Linked DNA regions of Homo sapiens: all the other regions are linked to region 1. Evidence: chromatin contacts called from ENCODE Hi-C or POLR2A ChIA-PET data. All regions are on one chromosome and are shown on one strand. Each heading gives the region's core, a stretch centred on a gene start or an enhancer-like site at or near the end of the contact. The rest is flanking DNA. Distances are from core to core; before and after follow the strand shown. Region 1 has its middle 170 kb from the start of TLE1. Region 2 overlaps TLE1 (TLE family member 1, transcriptional corepressor). Region 3 overlaps TLE1 (TLE family member 1, transcriptional corepressor).

Region 1 (5,033 bases), core at 1,012-3,511:
AAACCCTGTGAATGACAGGGTTTTCAAAACTTCTTTAAGTTCTTAGGTTTAGATCTCGTGCAACACACCCTAAAGGATGATTTATCTACAAGGACTTCTCTCAACATCCCCAAAATTACAGATCTGTCATTTCACCAAATATCAACCTAAACTCTGTGGTCTCTTTTTCTTCAATACATTGTACACATTGATTTCTCAATTAGATAGTCAGCATAAGGAACAAAGTAGTTTCAGATGAACTTTTTACCATTGACCCTTGATACACTCTGCATCAATGAACAGAGGATCTCATTAAAAACAGCAACAGCTATTGAATAACTCTAAGCATTTTTAAGTAAAATCTGTCTGATCTCAATAAAATGATCCAAGACGCTTAAGGATCTTTTGAGAGACTTTTTAAGAATATCACCCTGAGGATAACACTGAAGTTTAAGTATTCCAAACTACTATTTCAGATGGCATTTTAAAAAGGACTGCATTCTAGCAAATTCCTTTTTAATTTATACCAGCACAATTTAATACAAATCTTTTTTGATTTATTTACTTATTCATTTTATCTAATTTTATTTGATACAGGTTCTCACTCTGTCTCCTAGGCTGGAGTGCAGTGGCACAATCTCCACTCACTGCAACTTCTACCTCTCAGGCTCAGCCAATTTTCCTGCCTCAGCCTCCCAAGTAGCTGGGATTATAGGCACGCACCACCATGCCTGGCTAGTTTTTGTATTTTCAGTAGAGAAAATAAAATAATAATAATAATAATAATAATTTTTGTATTTTCAGTTTTACCTATGTTAGCCAATCTGGTCTCGAACTCTTGACCTCAAGTGATCCACCCACCTCGGCCTCCCAGAGTGCTGGGATTACAGGCATGAGTCACCACACCTGGCCTATTTATTTATTTAGAGACGGAGTCTCACTCTTCACCCAGGCTGGAGAGCAAAGGAGCAATCATAGCTTGCTGCAACCTCAATATCCTGGGGTCAAGTGATACTATGGCCTCAGCCTCCTGAGCAGCTGGAACTACAGACACACTCCACCACTCCTGGCTAATTCTTTTGACTTTTAGCATAGATGAGGACTCACTGTGTTGCTCAGGCTGATCTTGAACCCTTGAACTCAAGCAGTCCTCACACCTTGGCCTCCCAAAGTGCTGGGATTACAGGTATGAGCCACCATGTCCTGCCCGCAACTTGAAACAAATCTTCAGATAAACTAGATATGGGCTCTCCTGTAATTAAAAAAAGAATGACTGTCGTTCTTATCCATTCTGAGAACATACTCCTTCTCTAATGTTCTAAAGAAGATAAACATATTTGTCCACTATAATTAGGTAGTAGAGTGTTAACTTTGATTATAATTAAGCCAAAGTCCATTTTTGGCCCACATGTCTCTGCCACAAGATAAATAATGATAAACAATTCGGCCCCTTGGGTTCACTCATCTGATTAACTGGAGGATATTTTGTGGTTAATGGAATCCTGATAAATCTATCATGAGCTCATCAAAATTTAAACTTCTGCATTATATCATTAAAGAATCTCAGTCTCAAAATCTTCCAAGAACAGTGAATATTATATTTGGCCACCAAAAAAATCCACTCCCTGTTTTGTTAACTCGTCAGCTCTCTTTAGACATCCACATCCATACGTAAGCACACCCTCCCAGCCCATGAAGTCAATGTGTTTTGGGGAAAGCCAAGCTCCGCCCCTAGCTAGTCAGCCCCAAGGTAAGCAGAGCATTCCTCTCCCTGGGCAGAATAATTGGTTCAGGGATGGACTCCTGATTCAATTGCAAGTCAATTAAATATGAGAAAAAGGTTTTTTTGTTTGTCTTTTGGGGACTTTCTTTTGTCACAATCTGGGACTGAAGCTTTTTGACCACAGAGAAGGAAGATCCAGAAGGAATCCTCTCTCCATATTTGAAACAAGTAGCAATGAAGCCATCTCTTAACCACAAGAGGGAGCCAATCCTTACGTTGAAGCTGACACCATGACAGTAGATAGAGATAGAAACTACGTTCTGGTTGTCCAACAGAAACTACTCTTCGTACACCTTTTTGATCTATAAACGGATAGTTTTCTAATTGATCTATGAAGACATTTTGAAAGCCCTTTCAAATGACTTGCTTTGGTTCAAAAGTACACACTGCTGCATTTCCCCTGGCTCCATAGTCCAATATATCTGTCAAAGAAGGAAATGAGGTTACTGTAATGATGACCCAACCAATTCCTCTTCTTGGAACTCCCGGAAATAAAGCTCACAGTTCAACAGTTTGCAGAATCTCCCTTCCTCCTTTTGAAAACTGGAATGGTAGGTAAAATGGCATTTACCCATATCTGATCTTTTAACATACTCCATGTTTGCTGAGATTACTCACCAATCTCATTTACAAGATTTTTTTTAAGATGTGGAAATATCGGCCGGGTGCGGTGGCTCACGCCTGTAATCCCAGCACTTTGGGAGGCCGAGGCGGGCGGATCACCTGAGGTCGGGAGTTTGAGACCAGCCTGACCAACATGGAGAAACCGCGTCTCTACTAAAAATACAAAATTAGCCAGGTGTGGTGGCGCATGCCTGTAATCCCAGCTACTCGGGAGGCTGAGACAGGAGAATTGCTTGAACCCGGGAGGCAGAGGTTGCGGTGAGCCGAGATCGTGCCATTGCACTCCAGCCCAGGCAACAAGAGCAGAACTCTGTCTCAAAAAAAAAAGTGGAAATATCATTTATAGAAAAATATGCATTTACAACACGGGGGTGTGCTTTACCCTCTCTTTACAATTTCTTTACCTGTTTGGGGTTCTCTCTTTCCCTTTGCCCAGTCGGAGCTCCTTGAAGCACAGTTCTAATTAAGGAAGCATTGTCATCATTTTCTTTCCTATATTAAATTAGATAGAAGTTTCTTTGTCCCAGAAAAAGTCCAGAGGTAGCTCACCCATGGTAGGTGTGGCAGTTTCATAGTCATCATAGTCAGCAATCTTTAGCATAAACCTCATGGTCCAACTGGCTAAGAGTGTCAAGGTTGTCCATATCCCAAGCAGCACGAAGGAGAAAGAGGTGCAGAAGAATGTGTTCTTCCCTTTAAAGGACTGCATTGGTTATCTTATGCTAGGTTATGCTGTGGCAACAAAGTCCAAAATAACAGAGGCTTACAACATATTTTTCTCACTCTCTTCACAAGTTGTCTGTGGGTTGGCTGAAACTCTATTCCACATTTTCTCCCATTTGGGAATTGTTATGGGCTAAATTTGTCACTCCAAAAATTCATACATTGATGTCCTAATACGTAGTAGCTCCGAATATAACTATATTTGGAGATGGGGTCTTTTAAAAGGTAATTAATTTCAAAATGATGTCATTAGAGTGGGTCCTAATCCAATATAACTGGTGACCTTATAAGAGGAAATTAGGACACAGACATGTGCAGTGTGAAGACAGGAGAAGACAGTCATCTATAAGCCAAGGAGAGACGCCTGGAACAGATCCTTCCCTCGTGGCTCTCAGAATGAACCAGCTCTGCAGACATTGTGATCTCTGACTTGTAGCCTCCAGAAATTGTGAGAAATAAATTTCTGTTGATTAAGCCACCCAGTCTGTGGTATTCTAACAGCCTTAGCAAACTAACACAGGGATCTAAACTAAAGAAGCAGGCTTAAGTCTCGTGGCAGAGGGAAGAGAACAATGGCTGATCTATGCAATTTCTCTTAAAGCTTCTGATTGTATGTGGCATTTGTCACCTGTTCTTCACATTCCATTGACCAAAGACAATTATATGACCAAACTCTACACTAATTGAGAAACAGAGTAGAATCTTCTTAGAGGGAAACACTGCAAGTCACATGGTTATGGGGATGGACATATAATTCTTTCACAGGTGGGCAGCAAATGGTAAAAACAATAATAACATTACCACAAAGACACTGTTCTGGTTATCTATTACTGTGCAGAAGCTATACCAAAACATAGTGGCTTTGATTTATTATTATTCCTCACAGTTGTGTGGATGGACTGGGTTCAACTGAACAATTGTCATTTGGGGGTCACTATAGTCAGATGGGGCTGTGTCATCTGAAGGCTCAATTGGGCTGTACATCTAAGATGCATCACTCACATGGCTAGGAGATGAAGCTGGCTGTCAGCCAGAAGCTCAGCTGGGACTCTAAACCTGAGCATCTGCACATGGCCTTTGCATGTAACTTGGGCTTCTCACAGCACAGCAGGTAGAATGCAGCCTTAGAACCTGACCAGATTCAAGGTGAGGGAGGTTAGACTGCATCTCTGGATGAATGACTTGCCAAAGGATGTTTGGCCATTTTTAACCCACCATTGGTCAGTCCAACTTCCACTATATCTCATTGGCCAGAAGCTAGACATTTGGTCCCATCTAGCATCAAGGGAGGCTGGGAAAATACTTTATGTAACGCAATCTTTTCATTTATTTGTTTGTTTATTTATTCACTTATGTAGCAGTGCCCTGCCAAAAACTGAGGTTCTGTTATTAAGGAGGAAGAAGTAAATGGACATTGGGATCAGCAATTAGGAGTCTTTGCCATTTCTTCTTTATATATATCCTTTTTATTCAGTGTTCTCTCTTAAAATAATCCCCATCCTCTCTAGAAACTCATCATTTTTTAAAATCATTTGTTTATTTAACAAAATAATAAATATGCAGTTTTTCAGTTAAATAATAGCCCCCAAAGGCTTATTATAAAAATTTTAAAATAACTATTTTAGACTTTTTTTTATAATTCTTCTTTCAACATTTATTTCAAAATTTCTAAACAGAACTCTTTATCTTTTGGAAAGACTTCCTATCCCATCCACTCATAAATTGCCCACAACTCAATTTCAGGAAAACCCATAGAACCCTTTGTATTTCTGGCAAGATCCTCCCATTCAACATCCCACTATGTATCTGCAGTCTCACATTTCACATCATATAGCAGATTATGCCCACGGTGGATGCCATGATAAGAACTGATTTTCATGTCCCCTTAAAGTGATCAGGACTACATGCATCATACATTGCATAC
Region 2 (5,033 bases), core at 1,600-4,099, 90 kb after region 1:
ATATTATCAAATGTCCTCAAGGGACAAAATCATCCCCAGTTGCATACATGGGTCTAATTTAATGCTTAAGGATTCATACATGGATTCCCTACTTTGTGCAGCGTTAAGGACAGCATGTAGTCTCTCAGCTGACCACCTTACTTTCAACACTTTGCCCGCCACTGCACAGCCTCTCCTACAAGTGCAATATCAGGAAAAACAAATGAATCTTAATGTCACCGCAAACTAGTGGAGGTAATGCTATGTGAAGAGGGGACAAGAGAGAAAGGTAGAGGACATTTTTCAAACAGCCAAGAGAAATGACGGTGGGACTTTATACCCTTAATGCAATCAACGATCACAGAGCCAATTCTACCCTTCAAATGCAGTTTTGTTTCTTCTTGTTCAAAAATTAGATCATTTGCACAGTGGCAAGAGGCAGGGCAAACAGACGAGAGACAGCCTGCCCCCGTGGTTCAGTCTGTCCAGAATTCTACCTGTTTACAGAGACCACTGCTTATATATAAGTCATGCTATTGGGTTTAAAGTGTAACATAGGCATAGAAAGAGAAAGCGATGGCTTCTCAGACATTTTTTCCTAAGGTTTAATGAGAAAAAAAAAGTTCAAGAAAATGAATGAAAAGGCTTCTGTGAACCACTCGAATCATTTCATCGCCTTCAAATAAAAAAAATCGACTTTGGTGGGAGAAAACCAGATGTCCCCTGAACCACTGAAGGAGCTTCTAAACACTGCCTTTTTCATCCACAAAAACACTAAAACAAAAAACGTTTGGCCCTCACTTAATGAAGCAGCATGCTGATGAAAGCTGACAAGAGGAAGGTGAGTGTGTGGCTGGGAGACTGGGCGTCTTTGTCTCCGAGGTGTGTGGGGCTGGCTGCTCCTGCCCACGCAGCGCAGAGAGGCCTGGCCCCAAACCTGACAGCGCTCAATGGAGCATGCAGCGTTCCTACCCCAACCACAGCCCACCCGACAGCGGCCTACCATGGGGGAGCGCCCGTAGGCCACCACGGCGGCCGCGGCGGCTGCGGCGCTCATCTGGGGCGACATGTTGTGTAAACTGGCGTAGGCAGCGCCTGGGCTGGTCAGCTCGCCGTTCATGCCAGCGTGGGGGACCATCCCAAAAGGAGCAGGATATGGGCCGGGCACTGCCAGGGGTGTCCTCAAGCCAGCTGCTGAAAGGAAACACAAGCCGCACATCATTCAACTGACCCACTCCATCAAACCTGACCAGCAAGTCTGGCCTCATCATTTGTTAGTGTCACTCATGGGGAGAGAGAAAGAGGTAAGGCTTCTAGGGGAGGGGGAAAATCACCTCCAATTTATACACTGGATCCCTCCTTCCCCAGAGCGAATGCATCTCCAGGAAAGAAAAGACTCCAGGGGAAGCACAACCCACACATTTTCTCATTTGTGTAAATGGCAGCACCAGGAAGCCAGGGGAATTAAGAGTATTCCCTACCCAATTTACAGAGGGCAAACCAAGGCACAGGCACCAAGTGTTTACCTGACTTAATCTCAAAAGAAGATTTTCTCGATAAAATCCAAGATTTCTCTTTCAGTCCGAACTTTCCATTCCCTGGTACCAATTCCAAATGAAAATCCAATCCTGGATTTACGTAAACCAAAGCACGGGTTTAGGAGGAATATTCTGTTGCCTATTTTCCTTTGGGCCCAGGTTGTTGCTTTTTTCCTTTCCCACTGGGGAATATCAGGTTGCAAATTATGAGTTTTTTAAGGGCTGGAGTCGCAGAGAAACCCTCCTAATTTCTACTGCAGGAGAGACCACTGATTCCTGAAGCCTCCCCTAGCAGAAAACCAGCAAACTATAGTCTGCAAGGAGCACGGTTGGGCCAGCCAAACCGCTGTTTCAGCCAGTATTAGCAAAGTCAGACGCACAATGCTAGTTAGGTGGGGAGGCTTGTGTTCAAAATAATTATCAGAAACTTTACTGAAGTCCCTAGGATTTGAATTATTTAAAACTAAAAGAAGGCTGGGCAAGGTAGCTCACGCCTGTAATCCCAGCACTTTGGGAGGCCGAGATGGGCAGATCACCTGAGGTCAGGAGTTTGAGACCAGCCTGGCCAACATGGTGAAACCCCGTCTCTACTAAAAATACAAAAATTAGCCAGGCGTGGTGGCAGGCGCCTGTAATCCCAGCTCTTTAGGAGGCTCAGGCAAGAGAATCGCTTGAACCCAGGAGGCAGAGGTTGCAGTGAGCTGAGATCCCGCCATTGCATTCCAGCCTGGGGGGGACAAGAGCAAGACTTTCGTCTCAAAGCCCAGGAGGCAGAGGTTGCAGTGAGCTGAGATCACGCCATTGCATTCCAGCCTGGGGGGACAAGAGCGAGACTTCGTCTCAAGAAAAAAAGAAAAGCTGAATGTAAACAGTTGGAGACTGAACAGAGTGCAGCTGCTGAAACCCCAGGACAAACATCTGTTTCTTATCATGGCTTTTTCAGAGATAGGAAGGAGGGTGGCCCTACGTACATTTCATATTTGTAGGGCAATTGCGTCACAACATTAACAGACAACAAATCAAGCTGGGAATGGGAGAAACCAAACAAAGCACAACAAGAGGCGATGCTGTACCCGCTTGGTTAACGAGGGGGTCTATGGCTGGAGGCTTGCCGAGACCTGGACGGAGGCCTGGAGTGGCGCTGGTGCCCGGCGTTGGCATGTCGCTCCGAGGCGTTGGTGTGCTGGATTTCAGAACAGGCGTGCTGGCTTTTTCATGCTGGTGTCATTAAACAAATTAAATGAGTATTATTTTTAATCCAAGCCATATTACACAATTTATCACAACAGCAGCTGGGACACTGGGCACCTTCTAGCTACTCCCTCAGCCAATTTTCATAAATCCACACAATGTTGACAGCATTAACTTGTGAGCGAGAAATGTTGACCTTTCCTCTTCCTGCCAGAATTAAAACTCGAGCTAGAGACACAGAACATGATCACACTTCTTCCTCCGCAGATTTTATTTTAAAAGTATTTTCCATCAGCCTTGTGGACTTTGGGTCTACGCCAAGTTAGAAAGATGACCACCCAGAGAATATTTCCCAGGCACTCAGAAACACATGTCCTGGCCGCCAAGTCCAAGGAAGACCCCTTTTCTTTTCTTTTTTTTTTTTTTTTTTTGAGATGGAGTCTCACTCTGTCACCCAAGCTGGAGTGCAGTGGCGCAATCTCGGCCTACTACAAGCTCCGCCTCCCGGGTTCACGCCATTCTCCTGCCTCTGCCTCCTGAGTAGCTGGGACTACAGGTGCCCGCCACCATGCCCAGCTAATTTTTTTGTATTTTTAGTGGAGACGGGGTTTCACCATGTTAGCCAGGATGGTCTCGATCTCCTGACCTCGTGATCCACCCGCCTTGGCCTCCCAAAGTGCTGGGATTACAGGCCTGAGCCACCGCGCCAGGCCAGAAGACCCCTTTTCAAGTCTCCTTTTTAGGTAGCCCTGGGATTGAGACAAATGGTGAGAGAGAGTGGGGCCAGTATCTCAGAGACAAAAGCCCCAGGGCTAACCTTACCAATATGCCTAAAAAGAACAACACTTTGGAGTTAAGAGTCACTGCCCACTTGCCTACATAACCAAAGTGGACCCACCAGTGCAGATCAGAGACTGAACACCAGCAAGGGGCCTTTCGGAGACCAGACAGTAACAGGGTTACAGGGCACCTTCTCTGGCCTTTCAACCTTTCATGTGCTTTACAACACAGTCCAAGAACCACTACAGCGTGGCAAAGAGCACGGGCTAAAGAGAGCTCTTTCTGACCTTGGATCATGAGCCACGGCTGTGTAGCCTTGTTAAGTTATTCATCCCTCCCAACCGGTAAAATGGGATAATGCCTACCGGGACCAGGTAAGGATTAACTGAAGGGTTGTTATGAAATGTTATTGTTAAAAGATGATGCAGTCTACAAAGTTTGATTGAATGAGTGACCACATGAGTGGGTTCTGATGCACCAGTTCCTGGCTTCCCCTGGGGCCTCCTTTGTGCATCACTGATCTGACGAGCTCCATAATATCGGGGCATGCTCTATGACATGCCCCGATATTAAGGATCAGTCTACCAGGTAAATGACCAGCCTAAGAAAATGAAGACTTAAGAATCTCGGAAGTTTGAGGCCAGGTGCGGTGGCTCACACCTGTAATCCCAGCACTTTGGGAGGCCAAGGCAGGCAGATTGCCTGAGGTCAGGAGTTCAAGACCAGCATGGCCAACATGAAACCCTGTAATAAGCCAAGATTGCACCACTGCACTCCAGCCTGGGTGACAGAGTGAGACTCCATCTCAAAAAAAAAAAAAAAAAAAAAAAAAAAAAAAAAAAAAAAAGAAGAAGAAGAAGAAGGCAATGAACATGGATGCGTGTACACCCTCTCTAATGTATGGTGGTACCAGGCGTGGTGGTGAGTGCCTGTAATCCCAGCTACTGGGGAGGCTGAGGCAGGAGAATTGTTTGAACCTGGGAGGTGGAGGTTGCAGTGTGCCGAGATCACGCCACTGCACTCCAGCCTGGGCAACAGAGTGAGACTCCGTCTCAGAAAAAAAAAAAAAGAATCTCAGAAGTTTGAACCATTTGTCAACTGGGAAGTTTCAGAGAGCTGTGTGGCAAGAACATATCCCCCAAGTAAGACGGCAATGAGGCTGGGCTTGTAATCCCAACACTTTGGGAGGCTGAGGCGGGTGGATCAAAGAGGTCAGGAGTTCAAGACCAGCCTGACAAACATGGCAAAACCCCATCTCTACTAAAAATACAAAAAAAAAAAAAAAAAAATTAGCTGGGCATGGTCGCGCGCGCCTGTAATCCCAGCTACTCAGGGGGCAGAGGCAGGAGAATCGCTTGAACCCAGGAGGCAGAGGCTGCAGTGAGCTGAGACTGCACCACTGCACTCTAGCCTGGATGATGGAGTGAGACTCCGTCTCAAAAAAAAAAAAAAAAAGAAGAAGAAGAAGAAGAAGGCAATGAACACAGATGCGTGTACACCCTCTAATCATGGCCGAAAAGAGATGACTGAGGGGAAAAAGTAAAC
Region 3 (5,033 bases), core at 1,337-3,836, 72 kb after region 1:
ACAGAAGGGGCTTCTATTTCCTCATAATGGGAATAAAACCCAGGCCCACACAGCTATTTCCTTATTGAATCTCCAGGGAGAAATTGCCCTTGTGCACCAGTTCCTGTTCACTCACCAGACAGTCGAGCTGGGAGACAGGGCTCTTATTGCCAGGGTGGCTGATGTCCCAGACCTTGACGCAGCCCTTCCCGCCTGTGTACACGTGTCTCGTGGGGTTGCTGATGGTCACAGCGCACACCACCTCCCCGTGGTTGAGGGTGTTGATCTGGCGAGCATGCCGGGGGATTCCGGGTCCGATGAGGGCGTCGGGGGGAAAAGGGACAGGCTGCATCTGACCGTCTGCAGTAACGTGGAAGGAGTATGCACTTTTGGAAAAACGATTGGAGAGAAGACAGAAAACACATTTACAGAGGAAGCAATCCCTATCTCGGCAATGTGCTACGACTATGAAAAAGATGAAAAAAAGGAAAGATTCTCTTGTATAGTTTCCTTTGAAATCAATACAAATTGAAGCATTTACTGCTGGTGCAAATTTAAAATAATTAATAGCAGAAATCTAGCGTGTACCAAATGACATATATATTGAACTGTATGTAAAATTTTTTAAGGGTTTTAAATTGTTCTTACCCATTCTGTAAAGCATTCCCTCAAATCTCATTATAAAACACTTAATGTACTTCCAAATGAACATAAAATACCTCCTTCCATGTATCTTGTGTAATTGTATGATTTCTTAGTATAATTTTAAATGATTGTTTTCCCTGCTAAAGATGAAGCCCTTAAGAACTAATAATAATTAAACAGAGTAGATATATTTCAACAGCAAAAACAACCTCCAAAAAAACAGCTTTCTAAAAATACCAGTTTATGGTATGGACTTCAACTTTCTCTTGCTTAAGGAAGAGAAAATAAGAGATTATCTTATATGGCTGTAAACAGAGATTTTAGGTTTCCTACTCAACAATCTTCCTTGCCTACCTTGGTCAGGAACGCCATTATATAAAACAGCAAAGTGTGCAGCTAAAAAACTACTCTTCCCCGGTCTCCTTTAGCCCAGCCTGCCTATGTTCTGACCAATGAGGTGTAAGAAGAAGCTGTTGGATGGCATTTTGAGGAAGCTCTGAACTTGAAAGAGGGGAGAGGGATGGGGGATATGGGAACTCTCTGTAACTTTCCACTCTATTTTGCCAAGAACCTATAACTGCTCTAAAAAAATAAATAGGGAGAGAGCATACTTGCCCTCTTCTCTTCTTCCTTCCCACTGCCTGAGCTAAGAGCAAGATGACTGGTGCTCCTACGGCCCCTCTGGGCCACAAGTTGATTTCAAAGACAGAAATCAATTGCTGGATAGCAAAGACTTGGAACCAACCCAAATGCCCATCAATGACAGAATGGATAAAGAAAATGTGGCACATATACACCATGGAATACTATGCAGCCATAAAAAAAAGGATGAGTTCATGTCCCTTGCAGGGACATGGATGAAACTGGAAACCATCATTCCCAGCAAACTAACACAGGAACAGAAAACCAAACCCTGCATGTTCTCACTCATAAATGGGAGTTGGACAATGAGAACAATGAGATCGCGCCACTGCACTCCAGCCTAGGCGACAAGAGCAAGACTACGTCTTAAAAAAAAAAAAAATTATGCACATTCTACTTTGAAGACCACTACTTCCACTTTCTTAACTTGAAATCACTAAGAGAGCTAGAAGTTCAAACCATAAACAATAAGTGAAGTATGCACTGCTTCCTCCTTCCCATTACCCTCGAGAAAGTCTGGGCCCTTTCTGGAGCTTGTCATTGGCAGCTTTAAATATAATGTAAACACCATGAGTACTAACACAGAGCTTAAATTTTCATTTTAATACAAACTCAAATTTTGTAAAGTAACTTAGCAAGCACAAAACTGAAAACCGATTATGCCAGGTCTCTAGCACCCTGCACTTAAAACCCACATACATTTGCTTGAAAATAAAATGCATGCTATTATCTTCCCTCCATAAAAGCAAAATATCAGACACATGAAGACTTTTAAACTTCCCCTCCACTCAATCACAGGACATAATCTCAATCTGTTATCTGCTGGCAAATTGGTTCCAGTAACTAATAGTAAATAGCTTTTTGGCCCAAATCCTTAATGTTACTCTTAATTTGAATGAATAAGCACGTATAATGGGAACCATGGAGACTGTCCTGGGGAATAAATACACATATAAAAACAATATAGCTCAAAGCCCTCACATCACCAAACCACTCAATCTCATTTTTTATCCAACAGGATTATTTGGTGTCCTTAGCAATATATCGAGTCCACATGATATTTCAACATGCACATTATAGTTAGTTGAACAGGAACCTATGCCACTTATTATGGGATACTTGGAGTCATAATCAAATAGCATTTTGTTGCCCTTGAAGACTGCCACAGAACTATGGGAGTTTAAGTCTATTCATGTCCTACAAGAATTCTAGGCTTTGAAGAATGCTCAACGAACAAAGTCCAGTAGCCAAGTTCTATGACTCAGAATCAGGCTCCATACTCTGGGTCCAAAAACAACAAAAAAATTGCCAGGTGATACTGAAGAAATGACAAGTAAATTTCCATAAAATTAAACAATTGAGGCTGGGCGCGGTGGCTCACGCCTGTAATCCCAGCACTCTGGGAGGCCAAGGCGGGCGGATCACGAGATCAGGAGATCAAGACCATCCTGGCTAACAGAGTGAAACCCCATCTCTACTAAAAATACAAAAAAATCAGCCGGGTATGGTGGCGGGCGCTTGTAGTCCCAGCTACTCGGGAGGCTGAGGCAGGAGAATGGCGTGAACCTGGGAGGCGGAGCTTGTGGTGAGCCGAGATTGTGCCACTGCACTCCAGCCTGGGCGACAGAGACTCTGTCTCAAAAAAAAAAAAAAAAAAATTAAAAAATAAAAGTAAAACAATTGAGTTGCACATGATTTAAAGGATGGTGTTTAAGATGGAGAAACTGCTTCTCAAAGATCTCGGTGCCATGAGAGAAATTACACATGTGAGGATTAGTTTTTCTCTGTGTACCACAAATCAAGCTGGGCGCCTCCAGGTAAGGCCAGGTTTCCATGAGGCACCCTTTCATCAATCTCAGATTTTTCAGAGAAAGGAGATTTTATCTTCCTCCAACTGGAAGCCTGCTTATCATAGAGTTAAATGTTCCAGATTAAATAGATGCACCGAGTAACAGACGGGAGATCTGTCTGCTGATCTTTGGAAGACACCCACTTCTCTCCCAGGTGTCCTCTTCTTTAAACTGCACAGGAGGCCTGCGATCATCATATGGAGGCAATTTAAAATTGATTCACAATGCAGCGAGCTGCTGTCAGAAGCTGTGAACACTCATCCGTCCCACGGGAAGCCCATATGGATGTTAATACATCAGTCACAGGGGGCCTCGCAGGAAGCTGGTGCTGCCTGCTGTGCTGGAGAGCCAAATCAAATGAACACGCCAGAGCAACACAAAGGGTGGATGGGCCTTTAGGAGGGATCAACTGGAAGGAAAAAACCAGGGGAGGAAATTATTCACCTACAATAATAACAGAGCTTTTTCAATAAAAGGCCACACTGAGGGCTCATCATGACCATGGTGAAGGGATCCCAGAAGGAAACTTAACTTTCTCTACTGGTTGAGGAACTAGGAAAAGTAAAACCAATCAGAAAGAGGAATGTATAAACAGATAGTGAGCATTCATGAATATCGCTCACACCTGAATTCAGAATGAAGCCAGATACAAAATAATGGACATGGAAATGACCGCATTTCTAGAATTTCGAACACAGGCAAAATTCATCTGCAGTATTGAAAGTCAAGGTGGTGGTTAACCTTGGTGACTGCAAGGGGCATGGGAGGGGTTTCTGGGCAATGATCCTGCTCTGTTCCTTGATCCAAGGGCTGGTTACACAGGTGGCTGCCTTTGGTGAAAAGTCACTGAGCTAGACATGTATGATTCATGCACTTTTCTGTATGTGTATGGTATTCCAATATTTAAAGTTTAGATTCATTTACTTATTCAAGAGGAAGTCGAGGGGAAGGCTCGTAACCAGTTAACACATTAGATTAGGTCCACAGGCAAATCAAGTGCCCAAACTTTGCTGTTAAATGAACCTCTCTCTGGTTCTCTGGCTACGTCAACTGCGGTCTTGCCAATCAGCCAGCCTGCAGTCTAGAATGTGTCTGTTTCGTGATCCATAAGATAGGAATAATAATAAAACACAGAGGTCGCAGGGGTTGCTGTAAGGATTAAAGTGGTAACAGCTGCAAAACACTTAACACAGCACTTGACACCTGCAGTGAGTCTTCAGGAAATGACAGTATTGTTATCGCACCACCACGACTTAAAAAAAAGCCAAGTGAAGATACGTTGAATTGAGGGCTTTATCTCAACCAGTGGACAAGTATGTGGGTCAGGGAATGCGGAAAGGGAGGAAGACGCAGGGTGGGGATCAGGAAAGCACAAGGGCAGTGATGAGGCAACAAAAAATACAAAATTCTTAAGTCATCAAAGGTGAGAGTGGGGGAAATGGCAGTTGGCAAAGACTAGAACAAACGCCCAAAGAGTAGAGATGGACGTTTGGATAGAATCGTGGCAAACTGCAGGGCAGACAGTCAGTCCTGGATCCCTCCTTAGGGGCCATACAGCGAAGCCCACCTGCATCTCAGAAAGCCTCAGAACTGAGACCCAGCCCCCACCTAGCTTTCTGAATCAAGCTCCTACAGATCAGGATCGCTTCTGCTTCTGAAGTCTGGTGTCAGAATCGAAAAGAATAAAGCCCACTCGACTTCACAGATGTAAAACATGAATGATATAAAAACCCATTAAGAGCAAGGGGCTTTTCATTTACTGGGCACACAGCAGAGGTGAAGGAACTAAAAGCAAAGAGTCCCCACCGGGCTCCTTCGCAGCTGTGGTGAACTGGAAAACAAGACTGTGTTCCAAGGGGGCAGGTTGTTTTTTCCTAGCAGACCAGGCTCCTGTTAATAAAACTATGCTGTGTTCTG

Evidence for each region. A loop is a pair of places that touch in the nucleus more often than their neighbours do. ChIA-PET counts read pairs that join two places held with the same protein, here RNA polymerase II (POLR2A). Pooled maps may share reads with other maps.
Region 2: a loop to region 1 is called in a pooled map, with 2.7 times the contacts of the local background. The contact joins two enhancer-like sites. A Hi-C loop is called at or near these places in 7 of 168 maps with a recorded cell type or tissue (HepG2, adrenal gland, cardiac septum and 4 more) and 8 of 50 pooled maps. POLR2A ChIA-PET finds 5 or more read pairs at or near these places in 3 of 52 experiments (HepG2, IMR-90 and activated B cell).
Region 3: a loop to region 1 is called in a map of endothelial cell of umbilical vein, with 4 times the contacts of the local background. The contact joins two enhancer-like sites. A Hi-C loop is called at or near these places in 15 of 168 maps with a recorded cell type or tissue (HepG2, MCF 10A, PC-3 and 10 more) and 7 of 50 pooled maps. POLR2A ChIA-PET finds 5 or more read pairs at or near these places in 5 of 52 experiments (A549, AG04450, BJ and 2 more).

The regions. Positions count from the first base shown.
Region 1 is chr9:81,521,175-81,526,207 of GRCh38, forward strand. No RefSeq gene overlaps it. Among named protein-coding and RNA genes, the nearest start is that of TLE1, 170 kb to the right of the region's middle. RefSeq lists an enhancer at 1,989-3,188. Within about 2 kb of position 2,262, at least 3 of the 41 ENCODE cell types and tissues checked have a DNase peak (open chromatin) inside an H3K27ac peak, as active enhancers do.
Region 2 is chr9:81,610,787-81,615,819 of GRCh38, forward strand. TLE1 (TLE family member 1, transcriptional corepressor) reads right to left here. Exons shown (of 20, transcript NM_005077.5): 12 at 2,591-2,735; 13 at 983-1,173. Among named protein-coding and RNA genes, the nearest start is that of TLE1, 76 kb to the right of the region's middle. Within about 2 kb of position 2,850, at least 17 of the 41 ENCODE cell types and tissues checked have a DNase peak (open chromatin) inside an H3K27ac peak, as active enhancers do.
Region 3 is chr9:81,592,910-81,597,942 of GRCh38, forward strand. TLE1 (TLE family member 1, transcriptional corepressor) reads right to left here. Exons shown (of 20, transcript NM_005077.5): 15 at 116-365. Among named protein-coding and RNA genes, the nearest start is that of TLE1, 94 kb to the right of the region's middle. RefSeq lists enhancers at 1-622, 2,281-2,976, 2,977-3,670. Within about 2 kb of position 2,587, at least 2 of the 41 ENCODE cell types and tissues checked have a DNase peak (open chromatin) inside an H3K27ac peak, as active enhancers do.